Linked DNA regions of Homo sapiens: region 2 is linked to region 1. Evidence: read pairs that join two places in POLR2A ChIA-PET (ENCODE). Cell type or tissue: GM12878. All regions are shown on one strand.

The links. ChIA-PET counts read pairs that join two places held together with the same protein. Peaks named below come from ENCODE experiments on the same cell type or tissue, not always from the same donor. Only the 100,000 strongest peaks of a DNase experiment are listed, where the experiment ranks them.
Region 2: POLR2A ChIA-PET joins it to region 1 with 7 read pairs; 2 of 35 experiments call an interaction of 5 or more read pairs at or near these places.

The regions. Positions count from the first base shown.
Region 1 is chr2:46,393,935-46,396,434 of GRCh38, reverse strand. It overlaps LINC01820 (long intergenic non-protein coding RNA 1820), which reads left to right and starts at 2,268. Exons shown (of 3, transcript NR_146999.1): 1 at 2,268-2,417. RefSeq lists an enhancer at 2,271-2,500. In GM12878, no CTCF peak of the experiment used is centred here; a DNase peak (open chromatin) is centred at 1,084.
Region 2 is chr2:46,923,854-46,926,353 of GRCh38, reverse strand. It overlaps a transcript of MCFD2 not described here and a transcript of TTC7A not described here. Among named protein-coding and RNA genes, the nearest start is that of MCFD2, 9.3 kb to the right of the region's middle. In GM12878, no CTCF peak of the experiment used is centred here; no DNase peak of the experiment used is centred here.

The DNA of each region.
Region 1 (2,500 bases):
TCGGGAGGCCGAGGCAGGAGAATGGTTGAACCCAAGAGGTGGAGCTTGCAGTGAGCCGAGATCGTGCCACTGCACTCCAGCCTGGGCGACAGAGTGAGACTCTCTCTCAAAAAAAAAAAAAAAAAACAGAGCACATTTCATTTAATTGTCTCTTTAGGCTGCTCTTGACTGAGACAGTTGCTCAAATTTACTTGTTTTTTAAGACCAGCTCTTGTTCTATTACCCAGGCTGAAGTGCAATGGCATAAACACAGCTCACTGCAGCCTCAACTTCCTAGGTTCAAGCCATTCTCCCACCTCAGCTTCCTGAGTAGCTGGGATTACAGACATGTGCCATCATGCCTGGCTAATTTTTAAATTATTTTTGTAGAGACAGGGTCTTGCCATGTTGCCCAGGCTAGTCTTGAACTCCTGGGCTCAAGTGATCCTCCCACCTTGGCCCCACAAAGTGCTGGGATTACAGGCATGAGCCACATGCCCAGCACTTGTTTTCGATGACCTTGACAGTTTTGAGGAGTTCTAATGAGGTTTTTTTGTAGAATGTTCCTCAGTTGGGATTTGTCTGATTCTCTTTCTCATGATTAGACTGAGATTCCCTAAAGGTTTTTAGGGGGAAGAATCATAGAGGTAAAATATCATTTTTATTATATCATGTCAAGGGTACATACTATTTTTTTTTTTAATGGAGATGGGGTCTTTCTGTGTTTCCCACGCTGGATTTGAACTCCTGGGCTCAAGTGATCCTCCTGCCCCAGCCTGCCAAGTAGCTGGGACTATAGGTGTGTGCCACCATGCCCAGCAAAGGCACATACCATTAACAAGCCCTTCAAAATCTGGATCTACCTCTGAATACGGGTAAGTATGCTAATAGATCATTCCAGGAAATGACCATATGCCCCTGAGAAAGGATGAGAAAGGAGTTGTGGATCCTGTGTTTCTTTAGGGAATCTCAGTCACCCCATCCCTCTGGAGATGTGAGCATCTTGCTGTGCTGAGTATAGTTGTGTTTAAAGATGTGTTTTCTTTACAAGGTGATCTCTAGATATGAGCCAATTATTTCATCTGGTGCTCATCCAAAGAAACCACAATTGTTCTGACACCGGAGGAAAAGCTGACTGCGCTGGAGAAGTGGGGTGTTGGTTTTCAGCGTGGTCACACCTTCCTTAGGGGTTCTCGAGGGGAATTCTGACTTGTGGGGTTTTTTGCTTTCTTCCTAACTTCAGATGTAATGCCACAGTACCTCTCAAAGAGAAACAGTAGTCCATGAAGGCCATGCAGTCTAAATCTCTATTAAGGAAGAAACACATTTTAAAATTTAAATTCACCATAATTTGCACCATTTTTTCGGCTCACAGTTAAGGGGCAGTGCCAGTTCCCCTCTGGTCATCCTGGGTTGCATATGGGCCGTCTATCTTTCACAACCAAGCTTTATCTACACAGAGATGTGAGCGAAGTTTTGCAATCATAGTTTTTCTTTACCTTTTCCTGTTATCCTTAGCCCATCATGTTCTAAATAGCTTTCTCTGGTGATCAGAGTAAAGGGATTTCTCTGTTATTCTGAGCAAGTAAACACTGAAACATCAGGGAAAGGGTGAAGTTTGTTTCCGAGTGTATTTGCGTTCAGCTGGACTCTGTTTTCCTGCACCTGTAGGCCTGATTCTATCCTGTGGAGCCACCCAAAAAAGTTCTACACCTTCTGCTTTTCCAGATATTTGCAGGTGGGCTTTTGAGCTCCCCCAAACCTTATTTTCTCCAGTACAAACTTCCTCAGCTTTTCTAGTCAGTGTTTGTAACATAGTTGAGAGTCTCCTCACCATTTTAGTCATCCTTCTTTGAATTCATTCCTGTTTATTAAAACCTGGTGCCGAGAGAGGGATATAATATTATCGGGGTGGCTTCCTAGCCCATAGTATTGTGGGATTACCCATTCCTTTTTTCTCCATATTGTTCTTCTATTAATGCATTTTTAGGGTCACATTATTTCTACGATTACTTTATAGGCTAGTACTCATTTATTAATAAGTTATTTTTCAGAAATTCCCATACTCAATATCAAAGGCACTTCCTTGGCAAAGTGACTGTATTTCTCTCTGTCTCGGTTTCTTCATCTCCAAATGGCAATAATTATGATCCTATGAGCTCACAGGACTATTGTGATGAATGAATGAGATACTCTGGTCAAGCTCAGCCTAATAAATAATAAAGTCACTGTGACTGTCTCTACTTTCTGACTGTGAGTACTGCTACAAGTCCACCCCCACCTCTGCTTGTAGAAATAAAAAGTGCAGATTTATGAGAGGGGATGGGTCTACCTGGAGTGACTTGAGGAATACCCAGAAGACCCCGTCCACCTCCTCCTGCTTAGAATATGCCTTTTGCTAGCCTGCTGTGATGCCTGGAATTTCATCCTTCACCCATGTGAGTCATTATTGGACCCAGGAAGTTAAAGATCAATCAGTCTTATCCCCTGCCCCTCCCCCCCCCCCCCCCGCCACCCCCGG
Region 2 (2,500 bases), 530 kb before region 1:
TCTTGAGGATAGGGAGCATCACTTACTCCGATCTCCACTGTTTAGCACAGTACCTGGGCAATGGCATATACTCAGTGTGTGGAACTAAACCAAAATTAACTAAATATGTCTCCCCGACCATCTAGCACTGCTCCACTCTGAGGAGATGGTAAGGCTTCAGTAAAGTCTTCACGACTCACAACTGCTCTGTGTGGGAGGAGATTCTTCTGTGGAGGGAATGCTAAGAAATGCTGATTTCTGCATCCTCACTGATGAGGGGGCAGGGTGGGAAGCAAAACAGACACAGAAATAAGAGACTAAGGGCACCTCAAGTGAGTAAGTCTCTGAGAATGAGCAGATATTACCGGACAAACCCAAACTTTCCAGGTTAAGTCTGATCCCATTATACCCAGACCTCCAAAAAATAAGATCTTAGCTGACACCTGGGTGGCACTGTTGTAGTGTATCTAAGAACTCAAGGCAGAATGGTTTTTAAGAAAGGAATCTTGTGGAACTGGTATGCTGAACACATAGGAAGTATGGGTTGTATCCACAAAAGCCACTTTATTTTTATCTTCCATTGACTTTTAATCCCTTTCAACGGGGGTTAACATGGTCTTTCCCTAGCCAGAATCAATTATTAATGTTGCTTAGGGAAAAATGAAAAATAAACATGGGTTTTTTTGGGGGAGGTGGCAGGGGAGAAGTCAGCTTAGGAACTGGTTTGTGAATTGCCTTTTCACATCAAATGAGTCAGTTGATACAGTCAGGTTAATTTATTCTGACCAGGCATGTGTCAACATATTATTTATTTATTTATTTATTGAGACACTTTGTTGCCCAGGCTGGAGTGCAGTGGTGTAATCTCAGCTCACTGCAACCTCCGCCTCCCAGGTTCAATAGATTCTCCTGCCTCAGCCTCCCAAGTAGCTGGGATTACAAGCGCCCACCACCATGCCCGGCTAATTTTTGTATTTTTAGTAGAGATGGGGTTTCACCATGTTGGCTAGGTTAGTCTCGAACTCCTGACCTCAAGTGATCCGCCCACCTTAGCCTCCCAAAGTGCTGGGATTATAGGCATGAGCCACTGCACCCAGCTCAACATATTGTTAAAAAAACAAGTGGGTGTGGTGGTGCATGCCGGTAGTCCCAGCTACTCAGGATGCTGAGGTGGGAAGATCGCTTAAACCCAGAAGTTCAAATCTAGCCTGGGGAACATAGCCAGACAACCCCCATCACTGAAATAAATAAATAAATAATTGAAAACCAAGTGCAGTGCAACAAACAGATCTGTATTACAGAAAAATACTGAAAGCTGAATGGCAGCAGCCCATATCCCTAAAGGCCAATTTGTTGAAGGATTAGTTACTTCAGTATCCAAGCTACCCCATTTGCCAAATGTATGATTTACCAAAAACTAAGAGTACTCTTGAAAATATCCAATGAAGGCTGTGGCAGGCTGGCTCACGCTCATAATCCTAGGACTCTGGAAGGCCAAGGCAGGCAGATTGCTTGAGCCCAGAGCTCGAGTCCAGCCTGGCCAACATGGTGAAACCTTGTCTCTACAAAAAATACAAAAATTAGCCAGGCGTGCTGGCAGTGTGCCTGTAGTCCCAGCTATTCCAGGGCCTGAGGCAGGAGGATGGCTTGAGCCCAGGAGGTTGAGGCTGCAGTGTGCTGAGATCGCACCACTGCGCTCCAGCCAGGGTGACAGAGCAAGACCCTATCTCCAGGGGAAAAAAAAAAAAGAAAATATCCAATGAATAGTAAGGTACTCTTATGAATATCACATGGTATATTTTTATTCCAGATTTTCTTCAAGTTTTCTTCTCATATTCTATTCAAAACACTCATACTCAATATATTTTATAATTTTTCTTTAGAATATTATTATACTCAAATACAAAATATAAATTCTTCACAAATATGATTATATTCCATAAATGTAAAACCCAAGCTTTCAGTTAATTGGAGAGCTAAGCTCACAATAAAGTAGGGAAAATTCTCAATATTCAAAAAATTAAGAAGGAGCTAACTTAGTGGAGAGAAGGGAAGAATGTTGATGAGCTGATACCAAGGCTTCCCTGGGGGGTTTACAGTTTTACTGGTTTACAGGGACTTTGAGATTTTTTTTTTTTGGTTCCTTTAGTTGGGTTTTTTTTTTTTTTAAAGAGACAGGATCTCATTCTGTCACCCAGACTGGAGTGCAGTGGCAGGATCATAGCTCACTGCAGCCTTGACTTCCTGGGCCCAGGCGATCCTCTCACCTCTGCCTCCTGGGTAGCTGGACTACAGGCCCACACCACCACGCCTGGCTATTTTTTAAAAAATTTTCTATAGGCCGGGCACAGTGGCTCACACCTGTAATCCCAGCACTTTGGGAGGCCGAGGCGGGTGGATCACCTGAGGTCAGGAGTTCGAGACCAGCCTGGCCAACATGGTGAAACTCCGTCTCTGCTAAAAATACAAAGAAAATTAGCTGGGCGTGGTGGCAGGCGCCTGTAATCCCAGCTACTCTGGA